Linked DNA regions of Mus musculus: region 2 is linked to region 1. The links are chromatin contacts, found by Hi-C or POLR2A ChIA-PET in ENCODE. All regions are on one chromosome and are shown on one strand. The core of a region is the stretch at or near the end of the contact, and the rest is flanking DNA. Distances in the headings are between cores, read along the strand shown.

Evidence for each region. A loop is a pair of places that touch in the nucleus more often than their neighbours do. ChIA-PET counts read pairs that join two places held with the same protein, here RNA polymerase II (POLR2A).
Region 2: a map of left cerebral cortex shows a loop between it and region 1 (2.1-fold over the local background). The contact joins the enhancer-like site here to the promoter of Tbx4 in region 1. A Hi-C loop is called at or near these places in 3 of 37 maps with a recorded cell type or tissue (all left cerebral cortex). POLR2A ChIA-PET finds 5 or more read pairs at or near these places in 2 of 5 experiments (Patski and embryonic stem cell).

What each region holds. Positions count from the first base shown.
Region 1 is chr11:85,882,682-85,890,189 of GRCm38, forward strand. It overlaps Tbx4 (T-box 4), which reads left to right and starts at 3,686. Exons shown (of 9, transcript NM_011536.3): 1 at 3,686-3,881; 2 at 7,379-7,508. The coding sequence starts at 7,382.
Region 2 is chr11:85,921,837-85,928,897 of GRCm38, forward strand. No RefSeq gene overlaps it. Among named protein-coding and RNA genes, the nearest start is that of Tbx4, 39 kb to the left of the region's middle. Within about 2 kb of position 3,610, at least 1 of the 3 ENCODE cell types and tissues checked has a DNase peak (open chromatin) inside an H3K27ac peak, as active enhancers do.

The DNA of each region.
Region 1 (7,508 bases), core at 2,436-4,935:
AGCCCTGTCAGTGAGTGTCTGCCTTGCACACCTGAGGAACTGAATTTCAGCTCCAGAATCCATGCAAAAAAGCTGGGATCCTGACATATTTGTAATCCCAGTGCTAGAGACAGAGAATCCCTGGAGCTCCATGGCCAACCAGCCTAGCCTATGTGAAGAGCCCAGGGCGGTGAGAGATCCTGTTGCAAAACAAACAACAAACAGACACAGTGACCACACACACACATACACAGACACACACTCACTTACACACATATACATACACACTAACACACACATACATACCCACTTACACACTCACACACACACTTACACACATATACATACATACTAACACACATACATACATACTTACACATATACACACACACACACATCCTCACATACCCACTCACATATACACATATACATACACACTAATGCACACACTAACACACACATACATACACACTCACACACACTCATACAGAACACTCACACACACATGCATACACATACACTCACACACACACATACATATACATTCATATACACATACACAAACTTACACACACACATTCTCACACATGTGCTCTTATTCACACTATACCTACACTCTCACACTCACAGTCACACACACACACACACACACACACAGGCACATATACAAAATAAAAAATAAAAATGAGAAAGGAAGTATTGCTCATACATTTCTGCAGTGGAGTAACCCCATTCTTGCCTGGTCTTCTCTGCTGGTACACTAGATTTGGCTTTAATTATGGCTCTCCTGCCCTTAAGAGAGCACACACACTTTCTCCTTTGCCTTGGTCCTAATTTGTCTTCCTATTTGTATTTTCACTGGCTTATGTTTGTTATAAAACACCTTGGGCTTTTGAAAAAGAGGGAATGAGGTAAAATTTAGAAATCGGGCACTTTATGAAGCGCCCGCCTATCACAGGTCAGTCATCTACATGTACAGATTCAGCTAGTCTTTGCCATAGCTGGTAGGCCATGATCTCCCCATTGATGTGGGTGTTTAGAGACTTGCCGAAGGTCACACAGCTGCTAATTGCTGGTTCAAGATTCAAGCCTGGCTCAAAACCAAGGCTAGCCTAACACCAAACCTGAGAGCTTTCCCCTAAGCCAGTCCAAACCAGTGTGCTAATGTTTGTTGGATATAATGATATTGTTTAGTTAGTTGAGGTGTAGTGTGTGTGTGTGTGTGTGTGTGTGTGTGTGTGTGTGTGTTTGCCTGTATTTGGAACTTCTGAAAGCTGATTTAGAAGAAAAGAGAAGGGAAAGACACTTTCTGTACGTTCATTGATGAGTACTGTACTTCATCTGCTATAGGCTAACATATTTGTGAACCCACACAGTTCACTAAATATCACACAACATTGACTCTAAGGAACATCCCAGTTTCACAGTAATATAAAAAAAAAGTGTGTGTAGGAATTATTCTATTCTTTTGATGATGATGATGATAATGATGTGTGTGTGTGTGTGTGTGTGTGTGTGTGAGAGAGAGAGAGAGAGCTTTTTCTTTCCCACTCAGTCACTTACTTGCTGGCTAGTTTGCTGCTTTATTTTCAGTGCCAAAACCTTGCCTGTCTCTTCCATATCTCATGTCTCCACATCATCATGAACCAGTTGATACTGATTTAGACCATTTCCCATGAGTCTCCAGAAAGACATGCACTTATAGGAAGACCACAGCCTAATTATTTAAGAGCCTCACTACACGGTGTGTCATTAGGAACTTCCTCCGGTGACTGTCAACAAATTCTTTCCAGGGTCTGGCCTAACTCTGTTCTTCCTACAGTCCCTGCTAATTCACCACCAGCACTGTTTGCCTATCCCACACAGTTGCTTGGTCAGCCTGCCTATGGACATGGGAAAGATTTCCCTACAGGCAAGCTGTTGAAGAAGACAAGTGTGGGCCTGGGGGCGGAAGCTTCGGACTGTCATCCAGTTTTCTCTAGCACAGGAAACATGGCTCCCGGGCATACTCTGAAACACCAGGGCCTTTTCTTTCTTCACTCCAGGAGACAGAGTGCTGGAACAAAGCATCTCTGGCCCTCTTAGAGCTTGCTTCCTCTCCTTAGTTTGGGATTCTATGGGAGGAATTTTTGTTGTTGTTTTGTTTTTTGAGACAAGGTTTCTCCGTGTAGCCCTGGCTGTCCTGGAACTGGCTCTGTAGACCAGGTTAGCCTTTAATTCCCATGTATCTGCTGTCTCTGCCTCCTGGAGTGGTGGGATTAAAGGTGAGCCAAGAGGGTCTGGCTTATGGGGGGAAGGATTGCATCCATAGATGATAATAGACCACTCCTAAGCTGGGCCACTGGCTCCTAACAGCAGTGGGTGTTGGTTGGTTGGTTGTAGGAGTTAAGTCTGGCTCTTCCTCCCAGTCCTGTCCATACAGACATAAGATATACTCTCTACAGTTTGTTTTTCCCAAGACCCCTGTTTTGCTTCTTTTTTGAGCCAAGAAGATACAGATGCTGGCTTGCCTTTCAACTTTGAAAAGGGGGCAAGTCCCTTCAGGAAATCTTCTTGGTAGTAGCGTGCCTTCAATCTGCTTCTGAGGACAAATCCTAAACGGATTGGGAAGGTGATGATCAGGTGATGACCCAGTCGGTCAAGGGACACGGACCCTGCTGAGAACTGAAAACTAATGGCGGGGATCCCTACTAACAGATTTGGGGGACCGTTGGAGATGATTGGATAGGTATATTCTTGACCAAGTTTCCTGGGCATGTGGCAGGCTATGAAGTCCAGACAGGGATGGGGCCAAGGCCACAGGAGTCTGGACCTCAGAGGCTGTAGGAGGTGTACATAGATGTAAAGAAAAAGAAAGGTAAGTGGATCAAGAGGGAGGCAGGCAGTCTCAAGGTCTAGACTACTAAGCAGGCCTCACTTTTTCTGGCTCCGAGCAGAAGGCACCATCTGCCATCTCAGTGCTGCAAGCTGAAGTATGCATTGAGTTGGATCTTGGGGACCTCCTGGCCCAAGCCTGCCTCTCAGCTGCAGTTTCCTCAAAGGGTTCAGCTATTCCCGCACCCTCAAATCCAGCTGTGGCTAGGTTAGGGGCCAAGCTCCCACTGAGGCTAGTTAAGCATCTCTCTCTGATATCAGGCCAGGTCCAGCCATCCAACCTCCTCCTTGCACTCCCCTGCCATGGACTCATAGGCCTGCCGGCAGCCCGTGATCCTCTGGCCAGATCTAGGGCACAGGGCTGTAGATGTAAGCACGGGTGATCAGGGGCCGTACAGGGCATATATGTCCTCGGTCACAGGGCTCCTAAGTCCACTGCGTGCAGGCGGGGCTGTGGGAGAGCCGGTGCAGGGAGGTGACCCGGCAAGTAGCCAGGCCCAGGCCTAGGAGTAGGCCGGGCTGTCCAGCCTCAGTGGGAACAGGGCACAGCGACCCAGCTGCCCGTCCCCTCTTCCCTCCTCTCTAATCTAAACCATGCGGGGCTCCAGGCCCCTGCCCAGCCCTAGGACCAAGGCGAGGACACCCTTTTGTACTGCTGAGAATCCCGCAGCCCAATTGAGGCTTGGGGTCTGGGAGGACCGAAGAGTCCCAGGACCCTAGAATTCCCCCTCTCCGGGGGGGGGGGGCGGCAGGCGAGAACTGATTGACAGCTGCGACGTCAGCACGGAGGGGGGGGCGGCCCCGGAGGGAGGGAGGACCAGGAGGAGGGAGCAGAGGCCCCAAAGTGCAGCCTCGGAGATCAAGGGCCCGCTCTACACCCGGGATGTGCTGGGCCCCGAGGGCGCAGCAGGCAGCCGGACGGTGACCCAGAGGCCCAGGCAGACTCCCTGCGGTCCCGTTCCTCTAGGACCTGAGCTGGTTGCAGACCTGGGGCCGCAGGAGCCTCCGCATGCTGCGGCGCAGTTAGGGTGAGTGTGGGCTCCAGCCCGTCGCCGGTGAGCAGGGTGCGGGGCTGGGGTCATTCAGCTCAGGTTTAAGCAGCAGGATCCAGAGGGATGAGCTAAATAGCGGGCAACTAGGGTAAGGGCCTGGGGTAGTCAAAAGTCGCAGGAGGATCGCGACCGTGCCTCGGTAGCCAGGTACTTGCCCCGGCGACACCCAGTAGCAAGGGCACAAGCCCCATAATCTAGAGTAATGGGACTAAATGGGTCTAGGGACCTAAGAGTATTATCGCTTAAGAGATGGCTTTCTAAGGACAAGAGCTGTGGCCTTGAAATTCGAATTTACAGAATAAGAAAGGGAAAAAAAAAAGTCTTGGGACTAGCGGTGCACACTGAAAATCCACGCAGAAATGTGGGTAATCAGAACTGTGGGCTGTTTGATACCACAGGCTCCTCAGATTTAAATCAGTGGCCGTTACTTAAGTAACAGTAATGTAACAGTAGCTCAAAATGACCACAATGTGAACAATTACCAAAGAAAGAACGAAACCGTTAACTGATGAAATCCTTAGGATTTTTGTTAGAACAATAGTTTTTTTTTTCAGAATCAAATGAAAATAGTAATAACAATTTGAAAAGGGTTGAAGTCAAAATAACTTCAGTACGGAGAAAAAGTAACCGTAAAGTCACTATCCATAGTATATAAGAAATAATACTGATATAGCAAAATACTGAACTGAAGTACTGTAGGAAATGAGCTAGGGAAAAGATGAACAACATATATATCATGGGAAGTTCCTTCGGTATCATTGCGAGACTATCACATGATGCATTGTTGATCTCCTATCAATATTATGTTAACCAGAACATTAACAAGTAACCTTAATGCTTGTAGAGACACATTGATGAGGATTGCTGGAGTAATGACAATTTATGAGCAAGTATTAGTAGTCATAACATTGTAAATAATGCCCAAGTAATAAGTATTATACCAATGCGCTGAGAAATAACCAGAATATTAAAGGCTACGGCAGTATCACAGATGGTGACAAAGTAGCAAGCAGCCATTTGTGATGAAAAAAAAAAATAGCAGGCAAATTAAGATCCATACCGTGGCAAATAATGACAGAGTTACGGGGAGATACGATGAATAATGATGATGCCTAGAATATCATAAACAATCCTAACAAAACGAATTGTGGTAAGATAACAAGAACGATTATAATGATATAAAGAAAATTAACCTGAGAGATATCTGGGACAGTAATATTACAACTAAGCTAAATAACATCGTTTGAAAATTTAGATAGTCTGAAGAGCTAGAAGTGGGAACAGGAATGGGATGTAAAACAATGTTTGATTACCAGGACTAACTGAACACTGCATCCAATTGTCTAGATATTGGTAACAGTGTTACTAATGTGCCAGGGGAGCCCTGAAGGGCGAAACAGTAACAGCAAAGCAACAGCATAGTCTACAATGATAATCAAACCTTCCGCTTTACCCTTACAGTGTTAAAGTCACGAATAATCCCAGAACTAGGGACAAAATTACTAAACTGACCAGAGTTTTACTTAAATAATAACAGTCAAAGCACACACACACACACAAAAAGACAAATTAAAAACTCCCTTAGTGTAAGGAAAAAAATCACTAGTAACAAATATGAAAAGAAAAACGCTACGCCCTTTTGTTCCCCTTCGGAAAATTAAGTAGCTCAAAGCGACCATCCTAGGCTTAGAGGCAGCGGAGCTCGCCCGCGGGCCACTCTGCAAAGGGTAGACGTGAAGGGCCGGGGGCGAGCATGGGACCCAATATCCCAGTATTGGAGCCTTCAGGGACGTAGAGGAGCGCCCAGAGGAGCAAGTAAAAAAAGGGGAATCTAGGGGCTTCTCTCAGTGGTAGGTCAGCTCATAGGCAGAGGAAAGGGATGGTCGGAAAGGAAAGCGCAGAGTAACTCTGCCAGCGGGCGCAGGAGGGCAGCCCGCTCAGCGCAGGCAGGGTGAAGAGTTGCAAGGCCGCTGCTAGGCTCTGGGTGATGGGAGACCTCCGTAGAGCAGCAGGCAGACCCTGCTCCTGGTCCCACAAGCCTCCGCACCTGGGGCGGGCGTTGGTTGGCGCCCAAACAGGGTGGAAGCCGGTGCATTTGCCGGGACCTTGCAGCGTCCCCGTTTGTGAGAATCCTGGATTTTCGAAGCTCGCTGGGGAACCAGCACGTGGCTCAAGGCGGGTGCAGGGGCAGGCCATGTCCATCGAGTCTGGCTTGTTCAAGGCGGGCTGTGGCCGAGACCGGCTGGGCTGTCAGCCTTATCTTTATGGGCTTTTCCCAGCCCTGGCTGGCCCCGGCCCCCTTTTATCTCCTCAGTTGCACTTGGCTTGTTTACTTTGGAGGCCCTGGGAGTCTAAACCTGGGCGCAGAGGCTGGTGAGCTGGGTAGGCAAGAGGCCTGAGTCTGGGGATAGCCAAAGAGATCTGGGGTAGAACAGAAAGCTTGTGGGAGGAGAAAGGGGAGAGATTTAGTTAGCCAAGATACACAAAACCTACTAAAACTTGGCCAGATCCTGGAGGAAGAGTAGAGGGTGGCGGGAAGGGAAGGGAAACGCAGAACAGTACATGGCTGGACCCCGAGGGATACAGGACTGGCTGGTTCTTGTAAGCTAGAGTTCACCTTTGGTGCTCCCAAGATCATACTGTGCACATGGGCAGGCAGGTGAAGAGGCAGGGATACCTAGGGGAAATTTTAGCTGTGCCCTGAGGCAAGGCCAGACTCTGTGAAATGGACCTGCCTTACTGGACTAGTGGTTAGCTAACAAGGTTTTGAATCCTTTGGCCCAAGGAAGATTTCTTTTTTGGAATTAAAGAGGGAATGTGTGAGCCAGCTTGTGCGAATGTGAGGACAGGTTGGGGAGCCCCCTGGCAGAGTTCAGGGTCTGGATCAGAGGGACCCCAAGAGAGAGGGCGCTTCTTGGCTGAGGAGAATGTGGTGTGAGGTTAGAAGCCTTATTCCGAGAACCTGGAATAAGCAGGCCTGAAGCACCACAGTTTGGGGTTGGGGCCCTCGGATATGGGGCTGCAGGAACCCGGTTCCTAATTTCAGGCCTAGGTCTCCTCTCCTGTAAGTCCCAGGAGTGTCCTGGATACCCTGGGCCAAAAGTGAGACCCTAGCTATTTCTGAATGGACAAGAAGACCCAGGCCTTAGACTGTAGTTGAAAGAGGGAGGGACCCCGAACGAGCTGAGACCATGCCTAGAAGGCGGTCTTTCTTCAAGACCTACTCCTCATACAGCCCCAAGCCTTGGGGGCAGTCAGACCTTAAACTGCACGTAGACCCTCCCCGGTCCAGAACCTGAAGGGAGGAGGCTAGTGTCCTGCCCTCCAGCATGCTCCCTCCCCCAGCTCAGAAGGGGGCGGGGTCCACGTGTGCAGGGGTGCCCACTCAAAGCCTGGGGGACTCTTCACAGGGCCACAGGGCCTCTAGCCAGTGTGGATCTGGCCGAGTAACTCGGCGTGTGCTGTGCCCGCAGGAGATGCTGCAGGATAAGGGCCTGTCCGAGAGCGAGGAGGCCTTCAGGGCCCCGGGCCCAGCTCTCGGGGAGGCCAGCAACACTAGCACCACCAACGCCCCCGAACCCGCGCTGGCCACGCCGGGCCTTA
Region 2 (7,061 bases), core at 2,360-4,859, 39 kb after region 1:
GGGGGTGTGGGGGAGTGTTGGTCTGGGACTTGCTATGTAGTCAAGGCTGGTCTCAAACTCACAGCAATCTTTCTGCTTCAGCCTCTCAAGTATGATGGTTATGGGCCTGAGCCATCAAGCTCAGTGGTCTTTGTTGGCACAGATGGCCGATCTGTAGAAGGTCCTTCTGAGCATCCAGCTTGTGGACAACTGAGCCAGGTGGTTTTTGAGCCTTTCTACCCTGGAGGACTCTGCTCTCTGTGTTTCTATTCTAAAGACAGTGCATCCTTAGAAACACTGCCACCTGTGAGTCAAATATCCCGGGCTTAAGACTGGCCCTGTCACCTTCTGCTTATGTTTTTAAGGAACAAGGGCATTTCTTTGTTTATGTTAGGGATTTGGAGATAATGTCTAAGTACACCTGTTTCTTAGGATTGTGGAGGGTTTCTTCCCTTCCTCTCCCTTCCTTCTCCTCTGTGAAAGAGTTCCACCATGTAGCTCAGATTAGCCTTGAACTTAAAATCACCCTGCTGGTGGTTTTCATTGTGTGAAAGCACCTCGCATAGACCCTGACCCCTGACGTTCATGGAGGAAAGATGTCAACCCTGTGTCTCACTTCTCTGCTTCCCTTAAGGGAAGGACAACCCTTTTGCTTTGTGGAGTTGGATGATGGAAAGTGATTTATCGTTCTCATCTGTATTGTGAGAGAAGAAAACTGAAATCGCCACTTAGTTTGTTAATCATCAGCCCGTAGGCTCTGGGCTTTGGGGCCCCAACTGGTTGCAATCTCTCTGAGGTCACATATCAGATATCTCTTACATGCATTCATAACCATAGCAAAAATTACAGTAGCAATGAATAGCAACAAAAATAACTTATGGGTGGGGGGCCGCCATAACATGAGGAATGGTGTTAAAGGGTCCCAGCGTTGGGAAGCTTCTGCCACTTTTAGCAGCAGGACTGTTACTACCCGAGACTCTGCCATCTTTCCTCTGAGGTTGCTGGGTCCAAAAGGTGCATACTTCCATGGCTTTCACATTAACGATCAGGGAAATAAACACACATATCTAGTTCTATGACTTAAAGTGTCCAAAGCGGCAGAAACTTACCCTTTTAGGGGCTGATGACTTACAGCAACCTCCTCAAACCTCAGCTACCAACCAGCCTATGGGGTTGCCTATTCCCGAAGCTCCCAACGGACATATACAGGTATCTGATGCTGTATTACTCTCTCCACAGAGATGTCACTGGCAGACTTGACAAATTATCGAGATGCCTCCAAACAACTGGGTATTCTTGGGAGAAGGCTTCAAAGCCATGCGCCTTTAGTAGCAGAGCTAGGGTGGCCTTCTCGTGCCTTTTCCATGTCTGGATGCAGCATACTTCCTTAGAGTGACCTGAAAGAGACTTGTTTGGGAATTGCTTCTCTTAAATACCCATAATTCCTAGCCAGATGCCTGGAGCAAGGGCTGGGTCTGTAAAATGACATGGCTCCATTAGGGATAGTGGAAACTATGTGAGCCGCATTTAATAGCATTTAATGCAGCTTGGCACAGCCTTCCCTCTCTCTAGGCTCCACATGCTCAGCTGCCTGGATCAAGAGTTTTGGTGTTTCCTCAGAGTAGCTGAGTGGACTTCAATCTACTCAAGACTCAGCATGGCCAACTCAGGCCCTAAGCTCTGGCCTGGTAGACTGGAGACCTGAATGTCATTCCCCATCCTTTTTATATCATCAGTATGAGGCAGTAAAAAGAGCTTGACACCGGGTATGAGGCTAGTTAGTGGCTGCGGGACTTGTCCTTTCCCTGAGCCACCTTCCTTCTTCCACCCCTTGTAGCAGTTCGGGAGTTCAATCCTATGAAGAATATCTGCAGTGATGCATTTCTTCACCATGACCTGGTAGGGCTTTCCAAAGTAAAGACTGAACTTGCGTTTTGAATTTTACTTCATTCTTTTCAAATAGCTAATGTTTGTTAGGACGGCTGTCTATCTTAAAAGCTTGTTTATTTTAGTTTGTATATTTGACTGTCTCCATATGTTGCCCAGGCTACCCTGACACGATTGTCCCTTTGTCCTCTGGAGTGCTGGCCCTTACAGGAGTTCACCACCACATCTGGATTGTAGATGAATGTATAAGTCCTATATTGATAGGAGGTGATTTTCCCTCCTCAGGGGAGCCGAGAGCCAAAGTGCAGAGGGACCAGCAAGCAAAGTTGGGGCTCTGTGCAAAGGCCAGGCTCTCTGCCACTACTGTGATACTCTGGACTCTTTGCCATCCTCCCAGGGATGGTTTACCAGAGCTTTGGGTGGAGAGGCCTGGCCAGGCAGGGGACAGAGGATGAGCTGAAATCTGCCACTTAGTAGGCACGAGCCTAGTCTCTGTGAGTCAGTCGCTAGGCATGCTAATTAGGGGTAATAAATACGGTCCATCTCTTAGGCTTACACTGAAATAATGCAGATAAAACATGTGCACAATCCAAGTTGCTGCCCTTCCCCCAACCGGGGACACCAGTCTACAGCAGTTTGCTTTTAGATGCTTAAAAGATGTGGGACTCTTTTTTTTTTTCAGGGAAATTCTATTTATTGCTTTTGGGGGCTTTATTGGAGGCTGCCACAGTTAAGCCTGCTGTACCAGATGCCAAGACCTGGACCCATGTGTAGGTAGGTGTACAATGCCAAATGCAGGCAGCAGACAGGGGAGCCTGAGAAGGAAGACTCACACCTGGTCTTTTCAGTACCCTGAGCACCTCTCCCTACCTGGGCCTTTGGGCTCAGTGGCACAGGATATTGAAGGGAGGGGTCTGCTTCTAACCAATCCTCTTCAAGGCTTCTGAGAGAAAGGGACGGCTTGAAAGTTTGCTTCTCATTCAAAATCCACGGCAAACTAGATGACACTGGGAATAAATCGGTTGTTAAGGAAGGCTGGGTGCGGTGGCACACAACTATAACTCCAGCACTCTAGAGGTAGAGGGAAGAGGATCAAGAAGTTCAAGGTTAGTCTTGACTATAGACCAAGCTGGAGATCAGCCTGGGCTGTCTGGGATCTTGCATTAAAATACAAGCTCCTCCCATATTCCCCCACCCTCACTCCCGACCCTTGCTAAAGTGCTTCCCAGCTTTACCACGGTGTGATCGGAAACCTTAGGCAAATTTTTCTTGTTCTTAGTTTCTTCCATTTTAAACAGCCAACCTTCTAGACTTCATTTAAGGGCCAAATGAGTTGCTTCTAAATAAAACAACAATAAGCAAAAGAGCGGTAACCATGGCACTTCCTGGCCCGTTAGCACCAGCTCATTTCTACATTTCCATGGGAGGAAAACCAAACCCAACCCAAAATGTGGCTTTTTATAATAAGCTTAAGGCAGGGAAACGATTACCGAGGTGCGGGCCAATCTCATTGGCTATAAGAGGCAGATGATTTAGCATCATCACCTGCCTTATCGTTATCCTTGAGCCGCCTGCATCCTTGGCTTCTGAGGAGGTCAATTTCCGGCACACACAAGAAAGCCCACGGCTGTGGCAGGGAACAATCGGCCACAGTGCGCTCCCTGCCTGCTGTTGATCCTTTCATTTCCTCCAGCGGGCTCCTGCCGGGGCACTGGGTTCTGAGTTCTCTGCTACTCTCTCAGACCAATCATTCACCACAGCCCTGAGCACCCAGCCACTTGCTCAAGTTTGCTGTCCAGCTACTGCCCCGTACTGCCGTACTGCCGTATAGATGGCTAATTGGGACGTGAGCTCAGCCAAATGGCAAGAAAGATTTCAAGGAGCCTGTTCAGTGGACCTTAAATATCCTGACCACAAATTTACAGCCCAGCCTGCCACGGAGGAAGCGTGAGTCAGAGGCGGAGGCGCGGCTGCTGTTGAGGGAAGGCCTCCGCGATGACATTTTTCACGCTTTTAATAAACCACCGTATTATTAGAGCTCACTAAAGCTGAACTTAATGAAAATCATGGGCCCTAAGGCCTGAATTTTTCTTTTGTATTACAAAACGAAACCAACTGGCCCAATTCAAATTAACCCCAGGAAAAAAACCCCATAGATTTTTAATTTTCTTTCTTTCTTTCTTTCTTTCTTTCTTTCTTTCTTTCTTTCTTTCTTTCTTTCTTTCTTTCTTTTTCTTTCTCTTTCTTCCTTTCTTTCTTTCTTTCTTTCTTTCTTTTCCTTCCTTTCTTCCTTCCTTTCTCTCTTTCTCTCTTTCTCCCCCTTTTCACATTCTCGTTTTCAAATTTCACTGGATTACAATCTCTCTTTGAAGAAAAGGATGAAGCCGCGTACTCTGATCGGGTACAAACTTCTCTGTGGGATCCCTTAAGGAGTGTTACTGAGCACTGTTACAAATTTTAAGAGAGACTGAGAAAGCAAACACCACAACAGAACTGCAAAGCGAGTGGCACCTGAGACTCATTCCGATTTAAAATTCCAACTTATGAATGTACTTTTCAATCAGGTCTGTCGGACCTTCCAAGCCTACACAACACTGGTGATCCTACAGACATAATGAGTACAAATTCTTAATTTTTCAGACCATAAGAGTTGAGTCCTTGGAAACTAACCTGGGGGCGGGGTGGAGGAGGGGCCGAAACTGGGCTGCCAGGCACCTGGCCTCCAAAGGCTCAGCAGCCCAGCGGAAATCTCTCCGTAGCAGCTTCCGTACCTGTATGAGCTTGTGAAAAGACATCTTTTCCCCTCGCCTTGCCGCTACGTTCGTAAACAAAACAAACGGGTACTTGCCAACTCTCAACCCAATTTGGCACCTATTTGCCCAACTAGAGCAGGCTTTCAAATGCCTCCTTGTCCTTGCCGAGCCGAAAGGAGCGGTGCCCACCCTTGGGTTCTGTGCTCTCACGACTTCCTCCCCGGGAAGGGGAAGGGCCCTGCCTGAGCTGCCTTTGTCTTGGCCCAGTGCTCCTTTTGGGATCGGGCTGGTCTCTGATTCCTGCAGGGGAGTCCCTGCTTGGCATCGAGGCTGGCCTCAGGCATAAGATCCTAATTATTTGAATGGTATTTGTTTTCATAGCTCTCTCTTTCTCTCCCTCTCTTTTTTTTAATGTGTCCAGGTCGATGGCATTTTAATGCCTTATTAAACAGGGGTTTTACAGCAGTCTGTCTGTGCAGTCTCTGGGCCCATGCCTGTACTTTGTGTGCAGGGATTTTTATCTTTCCTGCTGGCCAAAAATATTTTCCAAATTCCCTATAAAAGTTTTCGAGATTTCCTAAGACAAATAGAGCCCCACCAGCTCTGAAGTGACCCTGATGCTGTCAGAATTACAGACACGGGCCCTCTTTCTTGCTTACACTAGGACTGAACTGAACTCTCTATTCATTAACTGCCCTTCTCAGGGCGACGAGTTTGCCCCACAAATGTGCCAGGACATAAAAACATAGCCTACCTGGGATGGCTCCCCACAACGCCATCTTTTACTTCTGACCTCTCAGGCGGTTGCCTTGGCTTTGAAGATGTCATCCATAAAGTGCACCCTGGAGGTGGAGTTTACAGAAGAGCTGTGGGAGACAGCAACTGGACCTGCTTAAGGAAGATGGATGTCTGAAGACCATGGAAACCTCAAGAAGGAAATCAGCTGAGCTCTATGTTTCTGTGACAGTGTTTAAGGGTTGATGAAAATATATTGTTGTTTTGGACATGGAAGCTCAATTTAGGCCATACAGGAAGTCACAGGTTAGGTTACTCTGTGAAAGACAACACATACATGTATACAAGTGTGCGCATGTGAGCATGCACGCACACTCATGTGCACACACAAAAACACACGCACATATGCACAAACCTCAAGACAGATGATGGCAACAAAACCCAATCCCAGTTTCTTCATTCAAAAATGAAAAGAATTTTAGGGTTGGGAGTGTAGCTCAGTTGATACAGTGCTGGCCTCTGATGCATAAAGCTTTGGGTTTGTTCCCCTGCATCACATACGATTAGGTGCGATAGCACACGCCTATGCCAGTATTCAGGAGCTGCACGCAGGGATAGCACTAGCTTAAGGTCATTCTCTCCTACATAGGGAATTCAAGGCCAGCCTGGGGTATGTGAAACCTCATCTCAATAAACAAATATTTATGGAGAAAATAGTGTTGGGGCAAAGATAAGCAGAGTAGAGTGATTATATTTAGATGAAAATGTTGGGATGAAATCCTTTGTTTTGTATAATTAATAAAAATATTTAAAAATTAAATAAGATAAAATATGAAGAAAAGTTACATGTGAATATATTGCACTGTTGTTACCAAAATCTTAAGGACTCCTTTGGTATATATAAACATTCAGTCCTTGCCCGGCATGAGCAGGGTCCTGGGTTTGATCTCTTGACTGAAAACCAAACCAAACCAAACCAAACCAAACCAACCAACCAGCAGGAGGACTCAGTGACTGGTGCTAGTGTTGATACATCACAAAGACCTCCCTCCTTCAGGAGGTACTTCAGGACTCTGACGTGCAGAAGGAGAGCCATCACCTTATGCTGCTTCTAGATAGGGCCCAGGGTTTGGGGGATGGGAGGCCCCAGCACTGAGTCAGGATGTGAGCCATGTGCAACTGTAAGCTGTAGAACAGCAGTGGGAACTTAGATCTGCTCTAAAGCTAGGCAGGCTCTACTGTCCATATCAGGGCTATGTTGACATGAACCCAGCCTCTGTCGTGCAGCTTCAGATGGACTCCGCCCCTCATCCTATTTGGGTGGCATCACCATCACCACCCTTCCCAGGCTAACCCGCTTGACCACTAGAAATCTCTCTTTCGCTTTTGACTTTACTGGATCATTTTTGAGCATTACTGTCTCCATGGCGTTTCATTAAAAATACCACTTTTAACGTTTAGGACCATATCCCTGGGCAAAGATGTGGAGCTTAGGAGAGCACTCCCTGCTTCATGTCTGCTGGCATTAGGCAAAGACGGAAGGAAGCAGCTCAAAGCCTGCAGTAGGAAGGGATCGTTAATGAGGACTCAAGTTCATGTGTCTATGGTTAAAGCCAGCCATTTATTTAACTAAGACTTTCCATTCCCATGCACTCAATGGTTACTTTCATTTCAAGAAATATTGTTTCAACCCCTGAAATTCAGTTT